Linked DNA regions of Mus musculus: regions 2, 3 and 4 are each linked to region 1. A link is a loop called in an ENCODE intact Hi-C map of the cell type or tissue named here. Cell type or tissue: left cerebral cortex. All regions are shown on one strand. Region 1 has its middle 13 kb from the start of Atp6v1h. Region 2 holds the start of Mrpl15 (mitochondrial ribosomal protein L15). Region 3 overlaps Rgs20 (regulator of G-protein signaling 20). Region 4 holds the start of Tcea1 (transcription elongation factor A (SII) 1).

The links. Hi-C counts contacts between places; a loop is a spot of excess contacts. Peaks named below come from ENCODE experiments on the same cell type or tissue, not always from the same donor. Only the 100,000 strongest peaks of a DNase experiment are listed, where the experiment ranks them.
Region 2: a loop joins it to region 1, with 6 times the contacts of the local background. A loop is called at or near these places in 11 of 42 quality-filtered maps.
Region 3: a loop joins it to region 1, with 2.8 times the contacts of the local background. A loop is called at or near these places in 3 of 42 quality-filtered maps.
Region 4: it touches region 1 in a loop (2.9-fold over the local background); 7 of 42 quality-filtered maps call a loop at or near these places.

The regions. Positions count from the first base shown.
Region 1 is chr1:5,066,478-5,074,477 of GRCm38, forward strand. It overlaps a transcript of Rgs20 not described here. Among named protein-coding and RNA genes, the nearest start is that of Atp6v1h, 13 kb to the right of the region's middle. In left cerebral cortex, a CTCF peak has its summit at 3,951 (motif pointing left); DNase peaks (open chromatin) are centred at 3,952 and 4,916.
Region 2 is chr1:4,782,311-4,790,310 of GRCm38, forward strand. Mrpl15 (mitochondrial ribosomal protein L15) reads right to left here and starts at 3,416. Exons shown (of 5, transcript NM_001177658.1): 1 at 3,263-3,416; 2 at 1,641-1,795; 3 at 258-423. The coding sequence starts at 3,367. In left cerebral cortex, CTCF peaks have their summits at 3,355 and 3,561; a DNase peak (open chromatin) is centred at 3,443; H3K4me3 peaks cover 2,028 bases; H3K27ac peaks cover 1,105 bases.
Region 3 is chr1:4,904,272-4,912,271 of GRCm38, forward strand. Rgs20 (regulator of G-protein signaling 20) reads right to left here. Exons shown (of 5, transcript NM_021374.5): 5 at 5,305-6,391. The coding sequence ends at 6,203. Among named protein-coding and RNA genes, the nearest start is that of Tcea1, 51 kb to the left of the region's middle. In left cerebral cortex, no CTCF peak of the experiment used is centred here; DNase peaks (open chromatin) are centred at 3,987 and 6,637; H3K27ac peaks cover 333 bases.
Region 4 is chr1:4,850,933-4,858,932 of GRCm38, forward strand. It overlaps Tcea1 (transcription elongation factor A (SII) 1), which reads left to right and starts at 6,762. Exons shown (of 10, transcript NM_011541.4): 1 at 6,762-7,044. The coding sequence starts at 6,982. In left cerebral cortex, a CTCF peak has its summit at 4,826; DNase peaks (open chromatin) are centred at 6,739, 7,467 and 7,631; H3K4me3 peaks cover 2,004 bases; H3K27ac peaks cover 1,855 bases.

The DNA.
Region 1 (8,000 bases):
TTTTCCTTTTCCTTTTCCTTTTCCTTTCTCTTTCCTTTTCTTTCCTTCCTTCGTTCCTTCGTTCCTTCGTTCCTTCGTTCCTTCCTTCCTTCCTTCCTTCCTTCCTTCCTTCCTTCTTTCCTCCCTCCCCCCCTCTTTGATTGATAGTGTGATGGCTTGAAGTAAAATGGCTCCTGTAGGTCCATAGAAAGTGGCACTCTTACAGAGACAATGTTTGGAGCTGTGACGAAAGGATGTACCATCTAGAGACTGCCATATCCGGGGATCCATCCCATAATCAGCTTCCAAACGCTGACACCATTGCACACACTAGCAAGATTTTGCTGAAAGGACCCAGATAGAGCTCTCTCTTGTGAGACTATGCTGGGGCCTAGCAAACACAGAAGTGGATGCTCACAGTCAGCTATTGGATGGATCACAGGGCCCCCAATGGAGGAGCTACAGAAAGTACCCAAGGAGCTAAAGGGATCTGCAACCCTATAGGTGGAACAACATTATGAACTAACCAGTACCCCTGAGCTCTTGACTCTAGCTGCATATGTATCAAAAGATGGCCTCGTCGGCCATCACTGGAAAGAGAGGCCCATTGGACTTGCAAACTTTATATGCCCCAGTACAGGGGAATGCCAGGGCCAAAAAGTGGGAGTGGGTGGGTAGGGGAGTGGGTGGGGGAGGGTATGGGGAACTTTTGGGATAGCATTGGAAATGTAAATGAGGAAAATACCTAATAAAAATATATATTAAAAAAAAAAGAAAGTGGCACTCTTAGGAGATGTGGCCTTGTTGAACTGGGTGTGGCTTTATTGGAGAAAGTGAGTCACCGTGGGAGTGGACTTTAAGGTCTCATATGCTCAAGTTAGTCCCAATATGTCTCAGTCTCTCTCCTTCTGCTGCCTGCAGATCAAGATGTAGAGCTCTTTGTTCCTTCTCCAGAACCATGTCTACCTGCATGCCACCATGATGATAATAGACTAAACCTTTGAAACTGTAACTCAGCCCAATTAAATGTTTTCCTTTGTAAGAGTTGTAGTCATGGTATCTCTTCACAGCAATAAAACCCTGACTAAGACAGATGATAGCCTATCCTTCATTGTTTTACCTCTTTACTGATATGAAAGAATGTAACCACATATGTGTTCTATATTAGTCTTTGAGCAATGCTAATAATATGGCAGTGGTTTTGTCTTTGCAATATACTGTAAATCAACAGGAAAGACATAGACTGCTTTTTTTCTACTTCTTTTTTGTTTTTTAACACCTAGTCCAAGGTTTTGCAGATAACAACAGTTCATTGATTTGTAGGATCTAAATAACTGAGTATTGCCAAACTTTTACTTGTTAGGTAGAGATATGTATCATTTGCACATTCAAATGCAATATGAAAAGTTTTCTTTAAAGACAAAATAGGACTAAAGGGACAGTAGTATCCAAACTGGACCACTGCCTGCTATTCTCAGTGGCTGCTGTACAGGCTGGAACCTGCTTATTTGAGGTAACAAGTCACGGTCAAGATGGCAGATTGGACTACCTAGGATCAACAGAATGCAGTGGTTTCAGAATGCTGTCTGAAGGTATCCTGGTTATTCTTAAATTTCTGGATATTATATTTTCATGTGACACACATCTAAAATTTTAATAGAATACACACATATATAAGTATATATCTGTATTATATAGTAATGTAAAGTTGTACATATATCCAACTACATATATCTGTATTAAATAGTTATATAAAGTTGTTCACATATCCGACTGCATACACAGTTGGCTTTCTTTATTTAAAGGTTCCATATTTTCCAGATCTGCATATATGGATTTAAATGAGCATACACTGAGAATTATATACATATGTATTCTATAAATAGTATATATATTAACTCACATCTATACTGAAAATTCACAATTTTTTCTTGTTATTTCTAAATAATTTAGAATAATAACTATTTGAATAATATTTTTATTTCAATTATAAATTGTATTAATTTAATATATTATAATTATTTAATAAGTATATTAAATTATTTTATCATAAATAATCTAGATATGATTTTAAATGTACAGGAGGATGTGTATACAGTATGCTAATACTACCCCGTTTATATAATGAACTTTGAGCACCTGATGGTTTTCATATCAGGTGAGCCCTATAACTAATCTCCCTGAATACACATGAAAACACACACACTCTCTCTCTCTCTCTCTTCTGTTGTTGTCTATTTTTTGAGAATATTGTCTAATTTTTAGCTTGTAGAAATCTTTTTGGAATATTATTTACTTTTAGATCCTTGCTAATCAAGATCTCCTAGTTGGTGGGACCCATTTTTAACTACAGTCCTCAGGAGATTAAGGCAGGAGAATTTTGAGTCTGAGGCCAGTTTTAACTACACAGTGAAACGCTGAGAACATCGGGAATGAGCAGCTAATCAGATACAGCTCTGTACTTAGTGGAAGACAGCGATTGGAGTGGCAGAGTGCATGATCTGCTCACAAACATCAGAAAATTAAAATTATTTCTACAGAAAAAGACTCACAATAAATGCATTTTCATTTTCTTTTAACCTTTCTTCTGCTTGTGCCAATTAGATGAAATAACATCAAAGGACAGGTCTAGAGAATTAAATGCAGAGTCTACCACATAATGATCATTATCAGGAGATGTGCTGTGGCTGAGGAACAACTGCAGTCCCCAGTGCTAGCTAACTTACTTGGGCAAGTTTTCTGGTTTTGCATCATTTATTTCTGAGTTTTGCCAATTACTTCTTTAACACAGACACAAGTCCATGCCTCTCCATACCAGTAACCTTTTAAGAGATGCTTCTATTAATAGATAAGAGGATTTGCTGTCTTACTCTGTACATTCTGAAAATAAATATACAACACTGAATAGGAGAAATGTCACTCTGGAAAGTAAAATTGACTAATGGCAGAAACTCACACTTGGGAAACTCACTTTAGGAAGCTATATATTTTAAAATAGCATCTCTTAGGTCTTTAATATTCATGTTCCTATAGAAGTTTATCATTATTTTATAGCAATATTTTTAGAAAGAAGTCTATATTTTCTTCCACAATTATTTAGCATAAAATATTTACATCAGAGAAAAACATTCAAGAATTAATAGCAATAGCTAAAGAAACTAAGTATGTAGGTTTTCTGCTTTTTAAAAACATATCACCTAAAACCAAACAGCCAGCACTATGGGAGTGTAGCTCAGTGACTAAGTGCCTGCTTAGCATGCCTGAAACCAAGACTCTAGTCTCAAGCACAAAAGCATAATAAATAAACAAACCACACAACCACTAAAAACAAAGCACACACTCAAAAAGCAATGGTGAAACACAGCTGTTTAGAATGGAGAAAACTGGATTCCAGGGAGTTTTCAAATTTTTAGGTTTCCTGTAAATTATTCCAAAAGTATTCTTAATAAATCATCAATAATCTACCATGATACAACTGGCTACTGCCTTAATATTCTTCACAGATTAATCCTTTCCCTGCCAAAGACAGTGGGTCTTGTGAAGATCATCTTACCTTGACACCAGTCACGGCTTGGGATCCCTCTTTATCTTCTGTGTCTTGGTCAATACTGGGATTATAATCTTTCTCTGCTCTGAAGAGGGGCAGCAACTGTGCCTGTGCAGCCTGCCTGGTAAGATGCTCTTCTAGGTACCCTTGGTTTTCTTGGGAAAGGCTGGGCATGCTTTCCTAACAAATGCCCCACAGGAATAGTGTCATCTGGTTTTACCAATACCTGTAGATCCTCTCTTTTCTTTGGCTCTCTAATGCTGGCCCATGTCTGAGTCTGCTGTGGACCTTCTTGCAAAGTTACTCAAAGCAAAGCCAAAGGCTGATCCCTTCTGTGGATCAGTAGTGGCTTATCCACCTATCTTAACGGTCTGTTCCAGCTAGATCTGCTTACTGAGTGAGTATGCCAAGACTGCCCTCTGAAGGTGAGTAAAGAAAGTTTCTTCTTTGTGAGTCACTCGGCTGTAGCCCTGTGTCTCAAGTTAGAACAAGCTTCAGGAATGACAAATGAATGTGTAGTGAAAGCCATATGAGGGGACCTTTGAGGCAGCTCCCCATCTGTTCATGGTACCCTTCTGATTTTGCCTCATGCCTTTGTGCCTTTATGAAATCGAACCCCCAGAGCTCCGTGAAACAATGCTGGAGTTGTGCCCACAGGGAGGGAAGCACTCAAGATTTAGACTAGGAAGCAAGTAGGCCTAAGTTGCTGACTGTGGATAACTCCTGGAGAACAGCAGGCAATGAACTGACTGTATTCTGCCTGTGTCCAAAGAATTTGGCCAAATTAGTTAGTCCTTGACTCCTGGCCATGTTATAGTATCAGCCACATGTAGGATGGGTCTTCCCATTTCAATTAACCCAATTTAGAATGTCTGTCTCAGACATACCAAGGGGTTCATCTATGTGATTCTAAATCATGTCAGACTAATAATGTCACCATTGTACTTTTCTTGTCTGCAACTCTAAGTAAGCTACTCATTTCTTTCCTCTCAAAACTGCATTTTTAAAAAAAGATTTATTTATTTATTATATGTAAGTACACTGTAGCTGTCTTCAGATACTCCAGAAGAGGGTATCAGATTTCATTACGGATGGTTGTGAGCCACCATGTTTGCTGGGATTTGAACTTGGGACCTCCGGAAGAGCAGTCGGCACTCTTAACCACTGAGCCATCCCGCCAGCCCCCACTGCATGTTTTTTATGTCCTGCTCTTCTTGTTTTCGGTTGTTGTGGACGTAAAGACATGCAGTGAACAGTAACCCAGCTTTTGCTCAAACATACAATATTATATATACATGCTTTTATGTGATAGTCATATAACAGGCAAGGCTTGAATTCAAACTGAGTTATGAAAGAAACTTCATGTGGGTGGCTCAGAGGAACATTTAGAAATATAAGAACATCTCTTCTAATCTCAGCCTATTTCATAGTCAACCCACAGGCCATAACTGCTAAGTTATTAATGGAAGTTGTAGGAAGAAAGGATTTCCATATTTGGTTTTTCAGGTGTTTGCTTCAAATCTCCATCCTCTCCTCAGACAGTTTTGACATCTCATGACTGAAGGGACCCTTTTACCATGTAGTGCTCCCCTCTGGACCCTGGGTTAGGCACAGACCACCCACAAATACCAGTCTCCAAGTACAAAAACAAATGCAAAGAGATCCTTTATTAAGCAAGGCAAAGAGTGGCCGAATCTGAATCTCACAGAAACAGCAGCAAATAACTTTACCGGTTTTGATTTGAAGAGGGAAAAGGGGAGGTCTGTGTTAGAATGAGTTAGGACATGTTGGTAAGTTCTTATGGGTTAGTCAAAATAATGAATTTTGATTCCTGGAGCTTGATATTTTGTTAGTTGGGTCTTGATGATCAGTTTTAGGAGTGAGCCACTGGTCAATTAAGGGAATGGGCACTGTGGGCTGCTTTAGGAATGTGATCTAATGGTTGAGCTAAGTGAGAAAGATAAAAGGCAAAACCTGTCATTGCTGTTTGCCATGCTCAGGCCGGTGTTTGCCATGCTCAGGCCGGTGTTTGCCATGCTCAGGCCGGTGTTTGCCATGCTCAGGCCGGTGTTTGCCATGCTCAGGCCGGTGTTTGCCATGCTCAGGCCGGTGTTTGCCATGCTCAGGCCGGTGTTTGCCATGCTCAGGCCGGTGTTTGCCATGCTCTGGCCGGTGTTTGCCATGCTCAGGCCGGTGTTTGCCATGCTCAGGCCGGTGTTTGCCATGCTCAGGCCGGTGTTTGCCATGCTCAGGCCGGTGTTTGCCATGCTCAGGCCGGTGTTTGCCATGCTCAGGCCGGTGTTTGTTTGCCATGCTCAGGCCGGTGTTTGCCATGCTCAGGCCGGTGTTTGCCATGCTTAGGCCGGTGTTTGTTTGCCATGCTCAGGCCGGTGTTTGCCATGCTCAGGCCGGTGTTTGCCATGCTCAGGCCGGTGTTTGCCATGCTCAGGCCGGTGTTTGCCATGCTCAGGCCGGTGTTTGCCATGCTCAGGCCGGTGTTTGCCATGCTCAGGCCGGTGTTTGCCATGCTCAGGCCGGTGTTTGCCATGCTCAGGCCGGTGTTTGCCATGCTCAGGCCGGTGTTTGCCATGCTCAGGCCGGTGTTTGCCATGCTCAGGCCGGTGTTTGCCATGCTCAGGCCGGTGTTTGTTTGCCATGCTCAGGCCGGTGTTTGCCATGCTCAGGCCGGTGTTTGCCATGCTCAGGCCGGTGTTTGTTTGCCATGCTCAGGCCGGTGTTTGCCATGCTCAGGCCGGTGTTTGCCATGCTCAGGCCGGTGTTTGCCATGCTCAGGCCGGTGTTTGCCATGCTCAGGCCGGTGTTTGCCATGCTCAGGCCGGTGTTTGCCATGCTCAGGCCGGTGTTTGCCATGCTCAGGCCGGTGTTTGCCATGCTCAGGCCGGTGTTTGCCATGCTCTGGCCGGTGTTTGCCATGCTCAGGCCGGTGTTTGCCATGCTCAGGCCGGTGTTTGCCATGCTCAGGCCGGTGTTTGCCATGCTCTGGCCTGCTGGAAGGAGCTTTTTAATGGTTTTTATTAGGATGCACACATTTTTTGCCATCGGCATCTATTCTTTGTTGTAAAGGACTCTTCGCAGTTGAGACAGCCAGCGTCTTAAAATCTCAGCAGAAGAGACTAGTTCTCTCCTTAAGCACAGGGTGCAGATGATTCTGGAGAATGCAAGATGCGAACCAAGGACTGCATGGAATTGTTCTGAGGACAAAGAGCCTGAATGTATTTAGATGAAAATCTCAGTTGTCTCTTGGAGTGGAAATAAAGCAGGGAACTTCCTTCCTTCCTCCCTCCATCCCTTCCCCCCCCTCCCCCTCCCCTCTCCCTCTCCCTCTCCCTCTCCCCCTCCTTCTTTCCCTCCCTCTCCCTCCCCACCCCCTCTCTGTCTTAGACAGGGTCCCAATCTCAGAGTGGCCTTGAATTTACTGTGTAAACAAGGCTAACTTTGGACTCTGGCTCTTCCTGTCTCCCCCTCTGGAGCACCTAGATCATAGGTATGTGTATCCCTTTTTTTCTTTTCTTTTCTTTTTTTTAATTAGGTATTTTCTTCACTTACATTTCAAATGCTATCCCAAAAGTCCCTTATACACCTTTATTTTCTTGACTCATTGACATTAACTTTTATTTTTTGAAGTTTATTATTAGTATCTAATCACTTTCTGCCTTTCCTAAAATTAAAAAAAAAAATCCACTTGGATTTGTTTTCCCAAGAATACTAAGGTTTCTACTTATTGTCAAGACAGACTGACAGTGGCCCAATCCTCTCTTCCCATTCTAGAAGCAAGCAAAAAACTTGATGATCCTTATAAAAATAAAAACGGTACCCAGATATTGAATATCAACACTGAAAGAGCAGTGATTCCAAAGTGACAGAAGACAAATACACTAAGGCCTATTTGTGTCCTGGCTTCATGCTGGGAGAAAGGTTTTAGGCTTCGATTCAGGGAAGGAACTTAGAGTGGAAGGTGAAGAAGTGAGCAGGGATTCTTGTAGATGCTTGGGCATCAGGTGCTCAGAAGGCTGAGTACTGGAAAGGAAGAGCTACTCAAAGTGGAAACCTTGAGACTGTCGTAGGTTCCAGTTCATTGGTATCAGTGTACTGGTGTGAAGAAATGAGTTGAAGTCAGGATGGGTTCACCCAGAAACAAGGAATCATCTTTGGAACTCAGAAAAGGCTGGGTATAGCTCATAGCATTCTCAAAGGCCTTATGCTCCATCTCTCACTGGGTACTCAAAACTCACAAGAGTTTTGCTTCATTATTGGAGAAATTAAACATAGAGTACACACTGCCCTGGTCTTTTCTAACAAAGCTTATGTAAGACACAAAAGATTATACTCTTAGTAATGGAAGTATGTCCTGGAATAAAACTCAGTATTGTTTAGAGAGGTAACAATCCTAATATTTCCAGACATGCCATGAAGCAGGACTATATTTAACCCATAGTCAGAAATGAGCTGTTCA
Region 2 (8,000 bases), 280 kb before region 1:
AGAGGTGCAAGGTCTCCATTTAATAGTCATAACTTAAGGCTACTAAGAACTATAGCAATTCATTTCTAACCTCCCACTATGCCTAACTTAATATTAATCTTTACTAGAGGTCTGTATGAAAAGAAGAAAATAGTGTCTCTACAGTTTGGTAATGTCCACAGTGAAGCATATATGTGGTATGTGTACATAATGAGAGTATGGCAAAGTATGTATATAGTACCAAACAACAAAACATACAAAATCCAATCTAGAGTTACCTCTTCAACCAGCTGGACTCCATAATCCCTCTTAAGCGGCTGGATGGTCACACCTCTCCCATTCACAAGCTGGGTTAGGTCAATAGGTTGAGTTGGATCAACTCGACCTAAATCAATGAGATACTGTAGTCTCCTGAGACTCAAAGGCTGATACTGGTGCCTGAAACTGCAAAGCAGGAATGTAATAATTAGAAAACACCAAGTAACCTTCCTGTATCCTCTTCAAACCAGCACGCTTTCCAGTGTTTTCCTTCATAATTTCTGATGGTCTAAAATAAATTTATAAGCACAACACAAACACATAATAAAACACCAGTGCTTCCTTTGGTCCACTAAAAAAAATTTACCTCTCTAAACATTTACTTCACTCATGGACACAAGTAACTCACAGTTTAATTCAAGATAATATCATAAGGTGCTGGAGAGATGGCTCAGCATTTAAGAGCACTGACTGCTCTTCCAATGGTCCTGAGTTCAATCCCCAGAAACCACATGGTGGCTCATAACCATCTGTAATGAGATCTGATGCCCTCTTCTGGAGTGTCTGAAGCCAGCTACAGTGTACTTACATATAATAAGTAAATAAATTTAAAAAAATAACATCATAAAATAAAAATGGTACCCACTACAATGTGCCATAAACATATTATATATGCATACATATTATATACATAATGTAATATATATATATATACATACATACATAATATATATGGGGATGTTTGTGTATATGTATCTAAATATATCTATATTTCAAATATATACCCATTTAAAAAGGTAATATACAGGCTGGTGAGATGGCTCAGTGGTTAAGAGCACCGACTGCTCTTCCAAAGGTTCCAAGTTCAAATCCCAGCAACCACATGGTGGCTCACAACCATCCGTAACGAAATCTGATGCCCTCTTCTGGAGTGTCTGAAGACAGCTATAGTGTACTTACATATAATAAATAAATGAATCTTTAAAAAAAAAAAAAGGTAATATACATGGAAATAAAAATACATATGGCAAGATACATTTACCTTTTATATATAAATATAGATACAGATATATATAGATATATATAGATATGGAAAGATACATATACATTTTTCAATTGTTAATCATCTAAGGAATTATGACAGCAAGCACTATCATCAGCATGTTGTTGGTCTGAGTAGACTCTGTACAAATGTGCTTTTCTGGGGGCATAGTCATACAGTGACACAGACAATAGAGGGTAAGTTACATTACTAAAAATTATTCAAAGCAACAGTACCATAAGTGTGTTCCTAAATAAACATAAGGTATCTACCAAATTACTTGTGTACTTCTTAGTGGAAATTACGATTTGTACTTAAAAAAAACAAAAAACAAAAAACAAAAAAAAAAAAACAACCTTACCTATGTCCTTCATTAAATCCATATTTTGGGATTCGTATGTAAAATGGAGTCTGCCCTCCCTCAAAGCCCAGCCTTGGCCGGGTTCCTCTCTGCCTTTCTCCTTTATGGCCTCTGCCACACTTCCTACCTCTTCTCCGATCTCTTGGACGTCTTTCCTACAAGAAAAAGTGAGTTTTAAGATCTTCAGATACATTTCTGAAAACTGTCTCATCTCATAGCATATTCCATATTAATGCTGTTTATCCATTGCACCAGAGGTAAAGTACCGTGTGCCAAGCCCTGCTCTAGCTGCGTGCTCATCTTTATACTCCACCAACATAGTTCTCTCAGAATGTAGCTGATCCTAGTAACCAAAATACAAGGTGAAACACAGGGCAAAGTTCTAAGGAAGGGATGGGATCCAACAGGAATAACAAGCTCTACAATAAGCTAGGTCCCTGTAGTGATTGCTATCTGCTAGGTTGAGGCAGGAGGATTCAAAGTTCAAGGCCTGCCTAAGCTACAAAAAAAGGGCAAGGCCAGCAACCCCCAATTTTCTGAGAGTCTGTCTCTGAATAAAGCATTTAAAAATCGGGAAAGGGAACCAGATGTGGTGGCGCATGCCTTTAATCCCAGCACTCGAGAGGCAGGGACAGGAGGATTTCTGAGTCCGAGGCCAGCCTGGTCTAAAAAGTGAGTTCCAGGACAGCCAGGGCTCTACAGAGAAACCCTGGGGGGGGGGGGGGGGGGGGGCGGTGAGAGGGCATCGGGAAAGGGTTTGGGATTACAGCTCAGTGGTATAGTGTGCTTGAACAAACAAGCTAAGGGCCTAAATTTAGTCTTCAGGAAAAAGCAGCTGGAACGGAAAAAGAAAATCCTAGAACTAAACAGCCAAAACGAGGCTTGAGTGACATTAAATGTTTTATTTTTAAATTAATCGTAAATATGTAATTAGATCACATATGGCTAAGGAAAACTCCAATTTTTGCTAGGGACACATTCTAATTTCCTAAATTCCTAAAAGATAAGCTCCTGGCAACTTGTCCCCCTCCACAGAATTGTAAAACTGATGTGAAATGATTAATTGCTTCGGTAAAGTTCCTCATGTAGCTGTAAGTTCCCCAGAAATAAAGTAATTGCGACCTTTCAAAGCCCTCCACCTTCTACCCCTTTAACCTGGGCCTAAGGGGAATTGTGGTTGGCTGCACTATAACATTAAAAAATTGGCTAATTACAACTGGATAGAGTCGGGTAGTCTTTCGGTGTTCTCTAACTCCGTAACATCTTTCCCTTAATTGACTTTGTCAACCGCCCCCCCCCCTAAAAAAAAAGCCGTATATTAAGTTACTGTAAAAGCCGAGCAGCCGACCCACAACAGTTTTCTAGTTGCACCCTGGGTTGCACATTGGCCAGCTGGAATGTAGAAAAAACACTGGGATTTTTATAACGACGATAGGCACTTGCTAAGCAGTTCAGTTTAAACGCAATTTTGGATGAATCGTCTGCAGTTCCCGAGTGTGTACCCTCCGCCTGCTTAGCATCCTTAACACTGGGCGCACGCGGAAGGGAGCCAGGCGCCCGCACGCGTCCATCGCCAGAGTGACGCGGCCCCTGCACTCCCCGCACCGCCGCCAAGCGTTTACCCGTTTTCTGGAGTTAGGACTGGGCTTCAGGTTGGCCAGGCTCACTCTCGGCAAGGACCGCAGCAGGTCCAGGCTGGTCCCGCAGCCGCGCGCCGTGCCAGCCATGACCCGCGGTGCTTCAAGGGCGCCCAGGAAGCGGCGTAGACTCCGCGTTGCTTTACGGCTCCGCCCGGCCCCTGTCGCGCTGCAGCGGCCGTACTGCCCCGCCCCTGTCGTGCTGCAGAGCGACCGCATCCGCGTCGGTAGGCTATGTCTTCCAGCTTCCAGGCTTGATGTCTTTTTACTTCGGGGAACTGCATCAACTTTTGTGAGATCATGCTTTATCCTCTGGCTTTGGTACCATTTTGTGAACGAAAACTGTTCTCTTCTGCCCTGTAATGACTGAACACGCTGTACGGTAAAAGTGGGGCCTCATGAAGCGAAAAGTAATCCAAAATGATGTGAACAGGTTCAAGCTTTGAGACTCTGGTAATTCAACTGTTACAGTGCCTGGCTCTAGAATTAATTGTCTAATTAGGTTCAACCTAATAGCGTGCCTTGCAGTTAACGATGGGGGGTGGGGCATACTTAGCTCCTGGGGTATGCCAGAAACTGAGTTAAAGTTAGCCTTACTAGATTCATATAAACAACCACGCTAGAAGCGAGGTGTGGTTTTATGCCTATCAGATCGACCCAGCTGTCACAGCAGATGGTATAGATAGGATTCAAAGCTAATGAACTTAAACTGCCAAACATATATTTAACTCTCCAAATTAAATGATTTTTAAAACTTGTCTTAATACAAGTAATATAGAAAACAATGTGTTCATTTTTATATTCTTTTTCCGTTCCACTGTCTTGCTGGAGAATTGCTCCTACCAAGCTCTATCAGTTATATAGTGAAGGTGAGACAATTTAATAAGCAGCTGTTTCTAACTCAAATAAACCTTTATTTTTATTTTATTGATTCATTGTGAATTTCACATCATACACTCCAGATCCACAATCCCTCCGTCCTTTTTGCCCTTGCAAACCCCCCCCCCCCCAAAATAAAAATAAAGTTTAGGAAACCTCATCGTGAAGCTGTCGTGTGTCACAGTGTGTCCTACAGTATACCCTTTTGTCCATACATTATTACTTGCAAATGTACATTGCAATGAGTCATTGGTCTGGTTCTAGGTCTCTGGCTTCTGCTACACCAATATTGGATCCTCACAGGGACTCTATTCGGTTATCCTGCTATTGTCCTAGGTCACTGAGATCCTGCAGCTCTGGATCAGCAGGACTAGCTAGCCCTTTCACATGTTCCAACAGGTTACACATAAGGTAGATATCGGGGTGAGCTACTCAAAACCATGGATTTGGGCCTGGGGCCAGAGCCTGCTGGTCATTCAACATGGAAACCACGACTTGGGGTATGAGGATGATTATAGGAAAGGCAAAAAGAAGATGGAAGAGACAGATATGGGAGGGCTACAGGTCAATACCACCACTAGCAGCAAGTTTACTTTCTCAGTGTCTTTTAAAGGCTAGCAACAGAAAGCATGACCAATTCCAGGAAGTTAAACAATGAACATGAACATTTATGTGATAAGTGTATGGTACACACTATCCATGTTTGACTAAGGCCATTTCCTTCAGGCTTGGACAGTCTCTCAAGGACATATGTAAAAGCAGAGGAACTTGGCAGGATATAATGCATGTCTTAACTAAAAGCAAAAGCATGTTAGCAGACTCATTCATGATTAATTACAAGCAAGAACTCAGCCAACATTAACTCTGGAAGTGCTCCCCACATGTCCCCTTTTTATCTATGCAAGCCAATGAAATTGAGGAAAGCCAAAATACTGTGTTGCATTTCTTGTAAGGATACATTTTCTTTATTGTATGGTTTATGTGATGTCACTAATATTAATCAGTCATAGTGGAAATGGTCTGTAGCCAATTGTATGCTGTTTGTCCCATATGCAACATAGTAAGCATAGAAAACTATGAGAATGAATTGAAGAGTGCCACAGACTCTCTTTGGTCACTGTCTGTGTGGAACAGGTCTCTGGTTGCAGGTGGACAAGGAGTTGGCAGGAATTGACAGACTCTACACAAGGGAGTGTGGATCTGAATGTAATTTGTCAAATTGAGCATCAAACTTTTTATACAGAAGAAAATAGGGAAGTTGTGTGACACACCTGCAAGGTACAAAGAGGCTACTGGATTCTTACAAAAAACAGGAATGCAAACACAGAAGGACTGGCAGGAACCAACTGGGATAAAATTCAATGTTAACAACTGGGATCAAAGGCAGAGGCAGGCAGATTTCTGAGTTCGAGGTCAGCCTGGTCTACAAAGTGAGTTCCAGGACAGCCAGGACTACACAGAGAAACCCTGTCTCGAAAAAAAAAAAAAAAAAAAAAACAAACAACTGGGATCAAAAACAGCTCCATCTAAGGTCCACTTAATTTTAGAAGCCAGGGGCAAGGGCTTTGTGGCCTTGCCATAGTTCCTACTCTAGTCTATTGTATAGTCCACCTTCCCCCTAGGCCATTGTAAATACTTGTGTATGGGTGTAACTCAGCTATCTATAGTTCTAAGTATCTACTCTGGTTCCTTTTTCCTAGATAATGGTAAATTCCTGTGTAGGGCAGTGACTTAGCTATCCATTCCCAAGGTCAGATCAAGGACTGCCTAGAATCTAAGTTACCTATATGTCAAAATATCAATCCTTAGGAGCACTTGTAATAAAGCAATATTAAGGGAAAGCACACAGATCTGTTTACCAACTAAAGCAAGGACACTGGAGCATTCTCTTTACAGGATGTCATTATTCCAGGAGACTAAGTTTCCATGAACTTTTCGCCTCAGGACAGCGCCCAGGTTTTCAGGGTCTGTGCGCTTGTCACTACTGGAGTGGATGTAGTGAAAGGAAATAAAACTTGAGACCTGTGATTCATGTAATTTATGTCAAATAGCCCAAAGAGTTGTTTGTGAGCTTTGAAACCTCAGACTGAGAACATAGCAGAACAGGCCAGAACATGCCCGGGTAAGCCCGTCATTGAGACATTCCTGAGGCTGCTTAGCCATAAAGATAAAGAGAATGACATGCCGGACTGGCCCGGCGCCTCCCTATCTCCCGCCCTTCTGACAGTCTGCTAATGTTTAAATGGACCAATCATGTGAAACTGTGCCAATTCCTCCCCAGCCCCGCCCCTTTTCTATAAAACCCCCTATCTTCCAAGCCTCAGGGTTCAAAACCACTGTCTCCTGCATGAGATACGGTTAGACCCGGAGCTCCGCCATTAAACTACCTCGTGTTTTTACATCAAGATGGTCATCTTTTGTGATTTTTGGGTGCACGCCGAATCGGGAATTGAGTGGGGGTTTCCCCACTAGGTTCTTTCACTAGTAGAAGAGTTTAATCTATGTCATTAAAAAGGTAAAGTAAAGGGGTGTGGTGAATAAAGCAGCAATCTTTTAGCTTTGTGATGATGATAAAAAATTTCTATAAGCTCTCCATTAGTATTTATTTTATACACACATGGTTTAGGAATTAGTCTAATTTCTTTTTTAAGTAGTTAAGGAGCACCTGTAGTAATAAAACATTTATTTCAACAATAAAAGAAAACAAGGGGCTGGAGAGATGGCTCCGCGGTTAAGAGCTCTGACTGCTCTTCCAAAGGTTCGGAGTTCAAATCCCAGCAACCACATGGTGGCTCACAACCATCCGTAATGAGGTCTGACTCCTTCTTCTGGAGTGTATGAAGACAGCTACAGTGTACTTACATATAATAAATAAATCTTTAAAAAAAAAAAAAAGAAAACAAAAACACCAAGTCACAGTCTTAAGTCCCCACTTCCCAGATGAACCTACCTTGCATCAAGTTAGATTTTATATATTTGGAGAGAGGAATGCATGAAACAAATCAAATAGCCAACATCATATTAAATGAAAAATGATAAAATTTCCTCTAATATCTGCAGTTATTCAACGGTGCTTATTATATTTCCACTTTCATTCAACACAGTGTTTGAATGAATGAAACACTTAGCTAGAAGAGTAAGAAGATAGAAGGATATAAAAGAGATACAAATAGGAAAGGAAGAAGTCAAGATACCATTGTTTGAAAATCTAATTCTATACTTAAATATTCATAATAGTTCAACCAGAAAACTTTTAGATCTGGTAAATGCTTTCAGTAAAGTTACAGAATACAAAAGCAATATACAAAAAACCAGTAGTTTTTATATACAGCGATAATGAATTTTCTGAAAGGAAAATTTTAAAAAATACCCCCGTTATACAATACCATCAAAAAATTTACCTGGAGCTGGAGGGGTGTGAAGTGGAGGGTGAAGTGGGATTTTCAATAGCTCGAAAGATACCTCAATGGTTAAAAACACTTAGCTGCTCTTCCAAAAGACCCTAGTTCAATTCCCAACAGCCATGTGGTGCATAACTGTATCTAACTCCAGTTCCAGAGGAATGGAACCCTTTTCTTGGCCTTTGTGTACCAGGTACATGGGTGGTATACAGACATACATGCAGACAAAACACTCAAATGCATAAGAAAATTTTTAAAAATTTTTGAAAAAATTACCTAGGAATGAGCCTAACCAAAGAGGTTGAAAGACCTCTTCAGCAAAGACGTTAAGACATTAGAGGAAGAAACTAAAGATGGCACTAGATAACAGAATCTCTATTCTTCTGGTCTAGTAGAATTAATGTTGTGAAATGGCAATATTACCAAAAGTAAGCTATAGATTC
Region 3 (8,000 bases), 160 kb before region 1:
TGGCCTGCAAGCTACCGGGATCCATCCCTATGTCCTTCAGTGTTCCTAAGTTCTTATGTCCAAGTACATTGGTACTGGGGATTAGAATTTAGGTTTTCACATTTGCAAGGAAAGTACTTACCCACTGAGTCACTTTTACACATGTTTAATATATAAATGGGCAGATGAATTTAGGGAGCCTGCCTGGCTTGAAATGGCTTAAAGTGGGACACAATGTCAGACATGGCTTTAAAGGCTGATGTTTCCAGATGTCGTTATAAAAACTGGTGGTCTCTGGCCTTCTAGCTCACTGACTGTACTGAACGCTTGCTGATAACTTCTAAAAGATTCTAAAAACTTTCTTAACTGATTCTATGGTTTAAAAACACTGGCTTCTTTTCTCTCTACCTCTGTACTTTATTAAGCATTGTAATTCTCTGTGCTTTATTTAACTCTATGCTTTAGGCAAACTAAAACTTACTGTTCTGTGCTAAGAACTTAACTCTTTACCTGTACTTTAGTAAGTGCTGATATCTAGCAATTAACACTGTTTAACAGCAGGGGATTAAGTGAAAGGATTTATTGCTGCTGCTCCTTTCTCAGGTGAATCAGCCAGAAGCCCCTCTGGCTAAGCTGGTTAACTCTTTGTGAACCAGAGAAAAAGGAAAGGAAAAGAATTAAGATGCATAATACAGGCAAATATACACATACACATTCAAACATGCATACACCCACACTCTGGTCAGGCCTGACTGTCACAATCAATTCCACAAGTATTCAAGCATGCTTACATACATACACATATACCTACACACAAACATATAGACAAACAGACATATACATTTGGATGGATGGATTGATGGATGAATGGGGCAAAGCTCCCCAAGCCAAACCATTCAATCAACAACTTTATTTCTGTTCTCTGGTCTTTTTATACTTTCTTAGACAAAAAGTTCCTTAGAAAATTACCTCAGAGATAAAATGTTTTATAGAATGGGAGTTACAGAAGGATGTTGATATTAAGTTCAAAGCAGTGCTTCATTATAATATACTTATTATAAGGTCAAAGCTACAGTTTTTACGTGGCTTTGCCTTATCATAGTGCATAGCTGTAACTTTATTCTTGGACCTAAATATCTTTCCTTGAACACAAATTTGTCCCAAGTCTATTTCTCTTTTTAGTATAATTATGAATGCTTATTGAATTTCCTACTATGCAGCCTTTACTTACTATCATGAGAAGTGGGAACATTCTATTCTTGATTCTAACTTTATTACATGTCTCTAGCAACTAAGACCATTTCTAAAAACTTTTTTTCTAAAATTATTTGAATCAAGACAGGACTTCTATAGCATCATTATGTATTTATCTATATAACATCACTACAAGTTAGTACATCTTCATAAGTGTAGAAATCTGCTTAAAAGGGGGTGAGTCAATACCTTGTGATTGTTATTAATAACAGGTAAAACATATTAATAGCAGGAATCTTTCCTCGGATTTAATTTTCTATGCCTTGCCTAGAGAAGCAAATCTGTTGCAGATTTTAGTCCATGGTGGATCTTTCTCAGGAAGATCAGCTGCTAGGTTTTAGCTTTTCCTAGACTAGCTCTTGACAGATGCATACATAGTGTTTGAGCAGGGTCTCCCACTCTATCCATAGGCAGCTTTCCTTCTGTGGACTGTTTCCTGTGTAGACAGGAAGTGTTTGATTCTCATGTACTGCCATTTCTTCATTTGTTTTTGTAGCTTCTGCTTTGGCACCATCTTCAAAATCCATCAGCAACGCTGAGGTCATTTCTGTTGTATTTTTATATAAGTGATTTACAGTTTGGGGCCTTAATATGTGAATCTTGAATCATTTTGAGTTGGGGTTTGTGCATGGTATAACATGAGGATGCATCTTCATCAGTAATTCCATTTTATCAAGCCCATCTGTTACAGACCCATCTCCCTGTGATGGCTCTTCTTGGTTGTCCACTTGACTGTATATCTGAAATGAACTAAAACTAAAAAAACTAGAGGTCACACCTTTGAGCAATTTTTGTGCAACTTGAGATGAGAAGATCTACTTCAAATCCGGATTTTGAGGTTGGAAGACACACCTTGAATCCAGATATTTAATGCAGATCTAATCTGGGTCATGCCTTCTGCTGGAAGCCTATATAAAGGACACAGGATGAAAGAAACTTTTGCTCTTTGTCTTCTTGCTCTCATCTTGCAAACAAGTCTATTCTTCTCTGCCTTTATAACCTACTCCTTTGGGATTCCATCATATACTCAAGACCAGCTGAGACACCCAGGCTCATGGACTAAGTAGCTACCGGATTCTTGGAACATATATTCATAAATGTAAGTCCCTTTAGGCACATGAGTGGCCAGGCCCTTCTACTATCTATTCATGCCAAATGGCAAGGAAAACTTTCCCTGACATGGACTCCCTTTATAAACCTTGTAAACCCTCAAGGCAGGAAAGTGGCCAGGCCCTGCCTTGGAACTCCAGCAACCCGAACCTGCCCCCAAGACATCCCTCAAAGCACCAAGAGTCCTTTTCTAAAAGCTGTAACTGTCATTTCCAGCCCTGAGGCAGTAGAGTGGCCAGGTCCCACCTTAAAAGAAAAAAAAAATCCCACCAATCTTTGAAGAGGACAATCCACCAATCCCTGAGCTCCCCCAAGCTCAGGACTTGAAACCCCACCAATCCTTATCCTGGAAAGCTCTGCCCTGGAAAGTTCCACCTCCTAGAAATCCTATATAAGTTCTGCCTACTGCTCAGTTCCCTGCTGTCTTCTCACCCAATCAGAGGCAGCTGCCCTCCTAAGTTTCTCCCTCCCAATAAATCTCTTATGTGAGGTTTGTTGTGTGGTGTGACTTTGTGGTAATCCTTGGCTCCTGACTGCCTTCAGATATGCAATACTTAAACTCCCCCCTGAAGACTTCCAACTTCCACATTTCACCCGTAGAACACTAACTGCTCTAATGGACCTCTTCAGTATTCATTGGCTTTCAACTCCTAGCTTTCCATCTGAGTTGTAACATAGCCTCAAACTCACAGAGATGCCTCTGACTCCTGTATCCTGGGATTAAAGGTGTGGGCCACCACTGGCTGTGTGGGGGCTCTTCTTAACAGTCATAAAGTGAGATGTGCCGGGTCAGAGAAGGAAAGAGAAAAAAAGAGAAGTGAGAAATGACCAGCCTTGGGAAGAATACACAAGAAGAGAAAATCCAAGTGAGCACCAGCTGAACACTTAAAAAACTGACTGGATTATGTGAGGTAAGCTTAGAGGGTGAAGGTCAAGATTAAGACAAGCTGAGTATCCCTCATTTGTGAGATATACCAGATGTCCAGACAGAAGTTGACTAAAATTCAGGAGGGATTTCAGACCAGACCCTGACTGGTAGATATTCAGTACATTTTAAGTATATAGGAGGGACACTAGGGAAAAGTAAGCCAAATCCAAATTTCAGGAGCAAGTACTCTCAATAGACAGGTGATAGCAGTGATTATCATGTTGTAAGTATTTTCTGTAATCTACATGAGTGTGTTCTAAATCCTCACACAGTGCTATTATTACCCCACAGTGCTACCAAGAAGACATGCCCAAAGAATGTTACTTACTATTCTCATCTACTGGCATGCTTATGGAGTTGGGGTAACTCTGGCTGGGGAACCCCTGTGCTTTGTCTACTTGTTCTACTATTGAAAGAGGAATGGAGAAGAATTCAGGGAGTACACAGAGCTAGGAGGACCCATAGAAGAGATGGGAGTAGGGTTTCCAGGAAGAAATCACCCATGATAGGAGGATAAGGTTGGAAATGATGTGCTCTAGGGCCACAGATGCCCTACTAGAACAGTCAGAGCACCTTTCTGTTTGAGTATGAATAGGGAGATGGGGTGGAGGCAGTAGGGGGATGCTGTGAAAGCCTACTGAAAGAGTGCTAACTGTGCTAACAGATATAGGCTTGTTCTTATGCATGAAATAGAGCAAGCTTACAGTGTGGGAGAGCAGACCAAGCTTAGATAAGTAGACGTTGCCTTATCCCTAGGAAATGCTACTTTCCCTCTCCTTGAAACATCTGTTCTTATGCCATATCTGCATGTTCTTTCTTCCCTCTTACAAGGCAAATCCTTCTAAGCCTTCTTTGAGACTCAGCTCTCTGCCCATGCACACAAGGGCTTGTCAGCAGTCTTCATGCTTTACCTCCCCAAGGATTCTAAACTGTCTGTGCTGAAAACCAGTCCTCCATATTAGAATCTATGCTGTAATTGTTAATGCAGATTCTTTCTGAATAGTTCATCTCAGCTTCAAATTCAAAATCCTGCTCCAGCTTCCTGTGTGCCAGAAATGCAGGTATGTGCAACTACACTTAGCTCCAAGCCTAGACTCTTGGCCATGCAGGTCCCTCTACACAAATGAGTATCCTTATATATGTCTTACAATTACCTTATACTTTACATGTCCTTAACTGTATCATTTGGAGTCACTCAAATAGCCTCTTCACCTATAGTAACTATTGGCAGGACATATACAGTCTTGTTCTATAGAGTTAAACTCTGGTGGAACTTCTGCTGAAATCTTTATATAACCCTTAAAATTCTTTGCGCTGGGTTTGCTCCATTCTAGGTCTTATAACAATACATTGTAGGTACCATTGGCACGTAACCCATTGGAGAATCGCAGTTATGGCCTCTGTTCAGTGAAAATAATGGTTGAATAAAATGGGATCAGAACCATATGCAAGAGACTGGCACCATGAAAAGTACAAAGCTCATTATTCTCTGAGATGAGTTGAAGGAGGTGAGGAGGGATGCTGGGATGTGTGTATTCATGGGTTCATACACAGAGTAAGGGGTGAGGGACAAGCTTCATGAAAAGTTAGAGGTGAGATGGTTTGTTGAGAATGAGGGAAAGGAGTCTTATTTGGGGTTGAGCTGAGTAACAAAGCCAATGAGGCTGATGCAGGACCAGGCAAAAGGGAGGCCAAGACTTCTCTACAAGGTTGGAGCTGGTGTGTTCTCTGTAAATTAAGTGTCTAACCTGAAATCTGTCCAGTGTGTTATATTTCCCATTTGTTGTAGACATGGGATTGTTCAGTGTGGCTTAGGTCTATAACTACTTTTACCTGTAAACTATGAAGTCATCCTATTTGCTGTGATTAACATAATATCTTGGAATCTAAAGACAGAACACTCATCTGGATGGTGAAAAATGGATTGCATGCATCCCTACATGATCTGTGTTCCTCAGAAATGCCAGATAAAATAATACAAGATTGAGAGAAAACTCTTGTTGTTTTCAGGATGAAAATATCCACATATCTTTCATTAAAAATTAAAATATGTTTATTTGAGAAATTGTGAACATGACAAGCTTTGGACTTCAAAATTCACTCTTCAGCTTGATAGATTCTGATAATACAGTCACCCTTTCACTTAAGTGTTGTTTTCCTTACTAAATGTCTGAGAGTGACCCACCAAGAGCATGGTTTGTTCCACCAACCATAACAGATACACGTACGTATGTACACACACACACACACACACACACACACACACACACACACACACACACACACTTGGATGCATGCATGCACAGAGGGAGGGAGGGAAAGAGGGAGAGAGAGAGGGGGAGAGAGAGAGAGAGAGGGAGAGAGAGAGAGAGAGAGAGAGGGAGAGAGAGAGAGAGAGAGAGAGAGAGAGAGATTTTCCATTTTTTACAAGGAATAGTCACATCTTTGTGAAATATGACTCTCAGTCCTAGCATGGTACCAAGTGAAGTATTCAGAATGAAGGAAGGCTTAGTTGAGGAAGATTTGAATGCCGTTTCTTTGGAGGGTAATACAGTATTGAACTCATGCAAAAGAAAGTGTTCCCATTTGCTCTTTGTACATCTGTGCTGCAGGCAGAACAGAGACTAGTACATGCTCTGCCCTTGAGAACATGCTACTGTTATGTGAATGTGAGCACACTATCTTTCTAAGGCAGCCTTACCCCCACCCCTTTTTTCTCATACCCCCCACCCCTTTTTTTCTGATAAGTATCACTAAAGGCAGTTGTAGTTTCCATTGTGAATCTATAGCTTTCTGTGGAGGAGGAATCTGTTATTACAACAGTCCAAGAATCACTGTAGCACAAGACACCCTATCGCTAAATTCCCTGTGCTAGCTGTAGTCCATGAGTTATTTTCTTGTTTTGTTAATAATAAATATATTTGAAACCACCTATGCTTCAACTGTTTTCTCAGCTAAGGACGTAAGCAAATCCTTATAGACTGTGGAGTTCATGAAGCGGGGATAGGAGTCTCTGTGCATTAGAGTGTAGATCTGCAGTTGAGCGTCATCGAATATGTGCTGGGATGGATCCACCATGTTTCTGTTGATAACCTCTCGTACTCGGGAGTCCAAGCTGACCTGTGGAGAGAAGCAGCAATTATTTCTGGTTGTAAATTCATCCAAATTCCCCGAGTCATTTTGTCATTCAAAAGACCCCAAAGCAAACAAAGTGTTCTAACAGTCTGAGCCCTAACTGTCTGCACTGCTGAGAGAAACAGGTGAATGAAAGGGGACACCCTTGGAAGGCCTGGGAAGCAGATTGCTGGCCCAAGGCCAGAGAACTCAGCAGGCCATAAAGAAGTCAGCTTACTATTTCTCTCATGTTGGAAGGAATGTTAGCTCCTTAGAAAACCACACAGCTGTGCTTCTTTAAATGCGTGTAGGATGGCCTGTGAAGATAGAAGGCAGCATGCATAGACTCATGCCTGGTAATGAAGACAAAACCCTGGGCACTGCAGGTTTCTGCCCGACTAGAAACTGGGTGTAGGTTTCTGATGCCAGTCCAGGTTTAATAGGAAACTGTCTGTAAAGTGGAGTGCTCAAATCACAGGGCCTGAAAGCCAGTGGCATCCCGGTTTCTATCCCAGCTGTCCCTGCTGTGAAAAACACCCGAAAAAAAATTTGCTCAAGATAGGGGGATAATTTTATTTATATGGCACTGTGCTTTAGACTGGAGAACGCTGACTCAGCATACGAGCAGCCCTGGGTTCACCCTTAGAACCGCAAAACAAAGGAAACCCAGTAGAAACATCCAGTAGTTGGATGGACCTGAATGAGACCATGAAAGGTAGCATGATCCCTGGTTGAGCTAAGGCTAGAAGCCCTGGAGACCCCGAAGGGACTGTAGAAGCTTTGCCTGCTCCCACGCCGCAGCCTTTCATAGATTTGTGGCCCTCAGTCATGTAAGAGCAATGCCCCAAGCCCCTCCACATGTAAGGAATGTGACCTGTGGTCACATAGGTTCAAGACAGCTCTCCATGTAGTGGGGTACATAGAAGAGGCTTGGAGGGCATAGCCAGTAAGCGTTCCTTCCCAGACATTCCTCCCTGCAAAAGGTATTTACTCAGGCCCACCCCAAGAAGGGTGGTATGGTTTTACATATCTACTTTCCACCATGGCAATAAATGATTTGAAACCACAGACTATCTCTTTTCATCGGGATCTGTCATGGGGAGCCATGGAGAAGGCCTTTGCCTACAGAGCCACTCTTTAATGTCTTGTAGAAGGCCTCTCTCCCAGCCATGACAGCCACCAAGCCCAAGACCGTTAAGCCAAGGACTCTCCCTGAGGGACCAGCAGGAGCTCCCCCTTCTCCACCCTCGCTGCCCCAGGCTAGGTCTAACCCCCCTGCCCAGATTCTGTTCGCAGCTCTTCCTTGATTTCCAGTGTTCCCTGTGTGCCCAAGAGCCTGAGAATCCCGCGGCCCCAGCCTCTTCTTAGGTCTGGGTGCATCTGAACCAGCTGTACTGTGCCTTAGACTATGCTTTCCCACCCCTGGAATGGTGTCCTCTGGCTTCCATAAGACCCAATACCTGCCAGAGATGGCATGGGGTAAGCACAGTCAAACTCCCACATCCAGCCTCGCCGGAGCTCTGACAGAGTGGACACAGGACCCACCAACCCTACAACTTGACCCACCAACCCTACAATTGAGTGGACAGAGCCCAGGACTGTGCAAAAAGACCAA
Region 4 (8,000 bases), 220 kb before region 1:
GGTCACAAAAGACCTCCCTCCAAACGTCATACACTGTTTCTGCTCTTGTGATAGTTGTTAATCTGGAAGAAATTAGAATAACCAGTCAGACAAACTCCCAGTACCACTCCTCAGCTGGGGGATTTTGAATTACATAAAGTAGAAAAAGCTACTAAGCACTGAATGCAATGTGACCAGCTCCCTTTAAACTTCTGTTGTGTCTTCCACATCAGAACTGCAACTTAGAACTGTGACCTGAAATAGTCAAAGCAGTCCATTACAGCACAGGAAACCAAAATGTGTAACATTTTAATAGATGAACCTCATCCCATCAATAGCCCGATCCACAAACACCATATATTGGATATTCTATCTTCTGTTGTTACTTTGTACAATTTTTTGGCCTCCAATTCCTGTGATTTTAAATTTATTCATTTGTCAGCTACTGTAAGTGATGGTTTAATTTTTATTCATTTCTAATTTTAAAAGTCTAATTTTATTCCTTTCACTGAGCTATATAAACGGTTAAGAAGGTGACCGATGGGAACTGTAAGTTAGATCACAGGAAGACTGGCATACCTATTAGATCATCTAAAATAAAGTGATGATAATGGTGCTAGTGGCGTGGCTCAATGGGTAAACGCATTTGCTGCAACTCTGATGACCTCAGTCCAATTCCTGGCACCACATGCGGGAAGGAAAGAACCAAATGTAAAAAAAAAAAAGTGGTGCGCATGTGCCATGGCATGTGAACATAAGCACATGTACACAGAAGTAAATGGAAATTAAAAAAAATAATAATGCCAAGTACGATACATATGTACAGGAAGTGGATGTCTAGTATAGTGCTGGTGAGAATGTAAAATGGCATAGTTGTTTTAAAAAAACTGGCTATGTAGCAGTACCCAATTAATGTACTCAGTTGATCCAGGCCACAGCTTCCTCCATACCAGCCCCAATGTTCTGCGTTCCCGAATGAAAGACACACAACACAGCCTTTATATTTTGATATGCCTAAAACTGCTCAATGGCTGGGCCACTTCCTAGCTAGTATCCACGTGGCTATCCCACCTCTCTCTGATATTCCCAAGTCATTACTTACTAAAATCTGTAATTACATCTTTGCTGCCCTAGGCCCAATCTGGCAGCCCTCCTGTGGCCCCTCAGGCTACTACATGGCAGCTAAGCTCTCTGACCCACATCTTCTCAGGCACCGTGCCTCCTCTTCTCCACCTTATTCAAACATGGTGGCTCTCCTTCCTCCTTCTTCCTGTCTGTCCCCAGCCTGGGAATTCTAAAAGTCCCACCTCTGTCTGCCCTGTTCAGCCATTGGCTGTCGGCATCTTTATTTACGAGTTAGAACCAACTTGGGGCAGGGTCTCAGTGTCTTACCTGTGGGAGCATTGCAAAAAGTTTTTTGGGAAACATAATTAGCTACACTTACGCTGTTAGAAGGAAAGGTTAAAGATGAAATAGAAAAGAAGTAAGATTAGAGGAACAACAAAGAGTCAACAAAACTGAAAAGTTTTTTTGAACAGCTTTTGTACTGAGGAAAAGAAAGACTTACTTTCTTAAGTTGGGGTATTATTGCTGTGATGAAACATCATGACCAAATCAACAGAAAGGTTTATTTCAGTTTCCAGCTTATACCATCAGGTAAGTCTATCGCTGAGCAGTCAGGGCAGGAACTCAGAGAGGGTAGAGAGGAGGCAGGAACTGATGGAAGCCATGAAGGAGTACAGCTCCACATGGCTTGCTCAGCCTGCTTTGTTTTAGAACCCAGGACCACCTGCCCAGCATGGCACCACCTGCAATGGGCTTGGCCTTTCCCGGTCACTCACTAAGTAAGAAAATGCCCTACAGGCTCTGCCTGCAGCCCAATCACACAGGGGCATTTTCTTAATTGAGCTTTACTCTTCTCAGATGACTTAGCTTGTATCAATCAAGTTGACAAAACTTCTTGGCATACTTACTGAAAGAACATTTAAAATACTATGAACATCTATCTCTATGTAAGGAGAGTGGGCTACGGGTAGAATGTATGAAGCCATGGGTCCAGTCCACAGTGCTGCAATAGATAACATAGATAAAACAGATAACGTAGATAAAAATAAACAAAATGTCTATTAAAATACAGGCTGCCCAGACTGGCTCCAAGAAGATAGAAAGAAATTGATAGAAAGAAATGAGCGCCAGGCGTGGTGGCGCACACCTTTAATCCCAGCAGTTGGGAGGCAGAGAACTCAGGCAGATTTCTGAGTTCGAGCCCAGCCTGGTCTACAAAGTGAGTTCCAGGCCAGCCAGGGCTATACGGAGAAACCTGTCTCAAAAAAAAAAAAAAAAAAAAAAAAGGAAATAAATGAGCTTGGATCCATTATGAGAGAAAGCAGAGGGGGAGGGGGGGCTGAGGGGGGAGAAAGAAAAGAAAGAAGGGGAGGGGGAGGAAAAAGCAAAACAAAAAAAAAGCCCCAAGACCAGATGGTTAAGCCTACCAGACCTGAGCCCCTGAGTGTAATTAAACCCCTTGTCTGGTCTCCTTAGCTCAGTTCATTACTTTCTTGCTTCATGATCAATTTTCCCCCAAAATCACTTCAAAATACAACCAAAATAGACATCTGTGCAATAGGCAGCCATTTGCATTCAGCTCGAGGCTTAGCAGTGATTGGCTGTTGACTTTTAGCACTTGGTAAAAATGCGCCTGCAGTTCCTATATAGGGAACTCCATATTACAGACATTTACATCATTCCCACTATAGTGAGAACTCAGTCTGGGATTAAAGAAGTAATTGAGCTGGGTGTGGTGGCTCGAGCATTTAATCCCAGCACTCGGGAGGCAGAAGCAGGCGGATTTCTGAGTTCAAGGCCAGCCTGGTCTACAGAGTGAGTTCCATTGTTTTTGGCTAGTATAAATCGCACTAGAGCCCAGCATAATACCAGGCTATATATCAGAATGGAGTCACTTATACCAAAACTTTCAGGTATTAAACTGAAAACTCTTTATCTGACCTTCCCTGATTTTGAGGGGGCATGTATCAAATTTACCAAATAAGCTAGTTTTAGTTAAGCTAGTAAAATTCACGCTCCTCAGGCCTCACACAAAAGTAACATAATGCTGACTTCTTTTTTAAATTGTTCTCTCTGTTCTAGTTTACAAGTAACTGACCGGAGTTTTTAAAATTATTTTTTAATTTTTGCTTTCTTCAGCCTTTTCCTGCCTATATAACAGCTCTGAACATGTGTTTTTCCCTCTCCGCAGAATGGAGTTGTACTGACTCTAATAAGGTGCTGCAGTCAACTGAGATTGTAATTCTGACCTTCCTACAAGAACACTTTTCAACTGTATCAAACTGCATGAGAAAACACCCTTTTGAAACAGTCTAAGAAACCAGTATTACCAGCCAAGGAGGACCAAGGCCACACTATAGGATCCCATTCTTATTCAGTAAAGTCTAGGCTATCCAGAATGTAAGAGTGGCTCAACATACAAAACCAATCGTATGTATGTAACATTAATAGTGTTAGATTCATTTATTTTTAAACAGACATAGAGAACGCAGGAAGAAGGACTTGGGTGAATAAACCATATTTATTCACATCAATAACATCAAAGAGGCATCTTGTCACCCATGTGTTCGGATGTCCAAATGGGTGAAAAGGACATAGTCCGTAAGGGAAGCTGGGAAATATCTAGTCCTTCAGCAGGAAACTAGGAAAAATAGCACCTAATTATCTCAACACCAAATTACGATAGAAACAAATTAGAAATAGGAACATCGTGTGTCTCTAAAAACCAGTGGACATTATACTCCACAAAGGAAAGAAAGTTTTCCCTGTACAGTCAGAGATAAGGAAAAGAGAACTGTTTTCACTTGTATAGTACAGCATGCTGAAAGCTGTAGGGTTCTAGCTGTTCCTCTTCAGACACTGACTGACCAGGTAGACTGCAGTACTGTGAAGAGGCTAGATTTCTGCATACTCACCTACACTTGGGCTAGTTCAAGCCCTCTGACAGAATTCCTTCTCACCCACTTTGTCTAAACTAAACTCTTGTGACTAATAGATAACCTTTTCAGATCTTAGCAGACCACTAGCTTCCATCGACCCAAAAGCTTCATCGTGCTGAAACCACCACTGACATATCCACCAATACATTTGAAATTTGCCTTGATTTATTACTTTCTCTTGTAGAACTACAAACTTTGGTTTTTTTAGACAGAGTCTCTCTGTGTAGCCCTGGCTGTCCTGGAACTCACTCTGTAGCACAAGCTGGCCTCGAACTCAGAAATTCACTTGCCTCTGCCTCCCAAGTGCTGAGATTAAAGGTGTGCACCACCACGCCTGGCCTTGAACTATAAACTTTCATGAAACTGCTTCCACTTTGGAACATGGAATTTGGAATAAAATAAGTCTGTGTTCCTGGCCATGGTAACTCAAAATGCCTCCAAAATAAGCTATATATTATTTCCTTTGAGATGAAAGCTGTGGTTTTTACATCAACAATGTTATGCTTAGTTTTGTTTTGTTGAGATAGTGTTTCTCAGTGTGTAGCCCCCTGGGGGAGGAGAAAGAAAACAACTAGCTCAAGAGCCTAGCCAGGGTTAACTCAAATCACCTTAACTTTGCCTTAGGCAGCAACATCACCACCTGCAAGGCTATTGTTTACAAACAAAGATGCTAGCTAGACTATTGAGCCATGGAGATCAACCTAGTACTTGGGTGGAGGCAGGAAAATAAAGTCAATCTTAATTACACAATAAGCTTGGGTGTTTTCACCCTGGGGGTGGACCTAGGTATTGTCTACCCATTCCTAAAGTTCCAAGGACAAAACAATTCACTCTGGAGAACCTATGAGTTTATAAGGCACAGTGCATAGATGATCCTAAAGCAACCACAAGGGGAAGTCTGCACCTTCCCCATCCCCGTCACCTAGATATGGGCTCCTCTGTGGATAATGCAGCCCTGTTCCTAATCGTTTCCAGCCTACAGACTAGCCCTTCCTCTGAAACCTGAGGCCATCCCCAATTAGGGCAGAACTGCAAACAACTAGTTGGAAGGGATGGCTGGATATGTGGGTGAGGTCTAGTGATCCTCCAGGCCTACCTCTATGAACTTCAACAGTCAACAAGCTCTATGATGAACTTCCCAAGCAGGCACAACTGAGCTCAGAGTAATAACAGCTCTTCCGCTCTATGTTCCTGATGATAAATGATGGAAAGCTTGGAAACTGTCAGGGGTCATAATGTACAGCACGTGTGGTTCTGTAAACACCTCGTACTTGAAATCAGTTAAACTGGATATGGTGGTGCTCGCCTGCAATCCTAGCAGGATTTTATGGATAACTTGGGCTTCATAGATAACTAAGGCAAGCATAGGCTACAAAAGACCCTGTCTAAAAACAAAAAGCTAAAATGGTAAACTTTGTTTCTCTTACAACACTTAAAACTTAACTTGAGGCTGGGGAGATGGCTAAGTGGACAGGAGTACTTGTTTTCCAAGCATGAGTGCCTGGGGTTCTGAGATGGAATTCCCAGCACCTGCAGAAAAAAGCTGGGCATAGATGTGCATTCCTGCAACCACAATGCTTGGGAGTCTAAGAGAGGCCGATTGGGGAATTTGCTGGCCAGTCAGCCTAGCTGACTTCAAACTTCTAATTCAGGGAGAGACCCTGTCTCAAGGCAGTGGAGACCAGATAGATATCTTGAACCATAAAGGGCTTTATCTTAGTATAGAGAGAATCTTAAGTGGTAAATTTTGGTTAATGGTAATTAACTTTGAAATGCTGTTATGCATAGTGTGAATTGGTAGTAAATGGTTTAACTGGACACAGACCCACTTTCTCATCTGCAAATGAGAAAATGTTGTCCCCTCTTTTTTTTTTTTTTTTTTTTTTTTTTCCGGTTTTTCGAGACAGGGTTTCTCTGTGTAGCTCTGGCTGTCCTGGAACTCACTTTGTAGACCAGACTGGCCTCGAACTCAGAAATCCGCCTGCCTCTGCCTCCCAAGTGCTGAGATCAAAGGCGTGGGGCACCACTGCCTGGTGATTGTCTCCTCTTTATTACCTCACAAGGAAATTGAAGGAAAAGGACAAAGAAAATAAATGAAAAGCATGAGTTATGGGTGAAAAATGGTACTGAACCATTTACTTTCAATAGAAACTGATTAGTCAAAGTGGAATTCACTGTTACCCTGGGGAGCTATACTTTATTTGATCTTAAGTTTAAAGTGTGAAAATGCACATTAGTTATATGCCACGGCCTTCTATCATGCTTGGTGACAAATGTTTAATTTGACACGACATGTGTTTTAGTTAACTTTTTTCATTGGAAAGAAGATATTTTGAGTCTTAAAAGTCTGTAATGTTCATTGGCTCCTGATTTATTAACTTTCAACACATGGAACAAAGTAAAAACAATCCCAGACACTATACATGTCATTTTTTTACCGTGGCTTTTTTTAAGTCACAATTCTCAAGGCCGTCGTCTTTTTAGTCGGTTTTCATCAGCAGGCTAGATGGTTTGAATATCTGAGTCCAAGAGTGAGCCTCAGTGCTCATGCGCTTTAAGCCCTCGGCAATGCCTGTCCTGCGTCCCAGAGAACGCTCTGCCGGAGGGGTTTCGATGGAACTCGTAGCAACCTACCGCCTACTGCCTGATCCCTCTGGCGTGAAAGCCGGACTCCGTCCAACTCCAGCTCGCCAGCAACGCGAGTCCGGATAGGGCCGGAAGTTCCAGACTGCTGGGGGCGGGAATAGATTAAAAGAACAGCGCACGCCTGAGCGAGCCACTTCTACTTTCCAGTCTCCTGCGATCGATTCGTAGTGCCTGTGTGGCGCGCGCGGTGCTTGACTGGCACGGCCTAGGGGGCGGAGCGCTTATCCCTGCCGCCGCGGGCCGGGTCTGTGAGGAAGGCCTAGGCCAGCGGCTTCGCGGCTTGTCCAACGTCCGCGCAGCTTCTCTCGCTTCCCGTCCGCTGTGGCCGGGCGAGGGGAGGCCTTCCGGAGCCATGGAGGACGAGGTGGTTCGCATTGCCAAGAAGATGGACAAAATGGTGCAGAAAAAGAATGCGGTAAGCGGGCGGGCCCGGGGCAGGCCGCGGCCGAGTCCGCGACACCGGCCCACGCGGAGTCAGTCAGGGCCGGGCCGGGCCGGGCCGCGCCGCGCGCCCTCCGGGCTTTCAGGTCCGTGCTGCCCACGGCCGCAGTGAGCCCAGGACTGAAGCCCTCGACGCTGGGCTGAGAGAATGTACGGTGGCCGCCGCCGGTTACCCCAGAGCGGCTTCGCTGGGTGCCGCGGTCAGTTGCAGACGGGCCGTAAAGTGTGTTTATCCCAGCTCTGCCTTACACCCACTTGGTAATCACAAACAGAAAATACGCCGCCCCTTGGCAAGTCGGCCTGCGTGCGATGTGCCGGGCAGCCGGCTGCTGCTGCTCCGCGGGTATGGTGCTGAGGCTGCAGCGGGACGGATGACATCCTCTGTTCCTTGATTGGTCTGTGTGGATGTGTCCCTCGGTGTGTACCACTTTCCATCCCTTTGCTTCCACACTTGACCTCTCCAGCCAGCTTCACTTGAATCTCTTCTTCCAGACGCAGCAGGTTTGCATTATCAAAACACCAGAGACTTTTGCCATTTGTGAAGTAAAAGCCGTGCAGAGATGCTAAACGTTTGTGCAGTGAGTGCTTTAGAGTTACGCGCCTCTGCAGAATTCTTTTTATGAGTCAAGAAACTGAGTCAGAGCTAAAGTGCTGTCGCTTAAATACTGTGTAGTTTTGCTTGAGCTAGGAGCTCGCTGACTTTCCACTCGCTGCCAGCTTAGGATTTAGTGTTAATACCAAATAATGTAAGACTTTCAGACGCCCCCGGTTCCTCTTTCTTAAACAGGTGTGTTGACCCGCATTTAATTTCATGCCCCGTTAATCCGTATGTACGATTTTGGTCCTTTCAAATATTTCCTGTTTGTTTTCTGTTCCAGATATTAGCCTGTGTTGTTTTTCTTTCTTACTGATTGAGCTATTTCATTACTT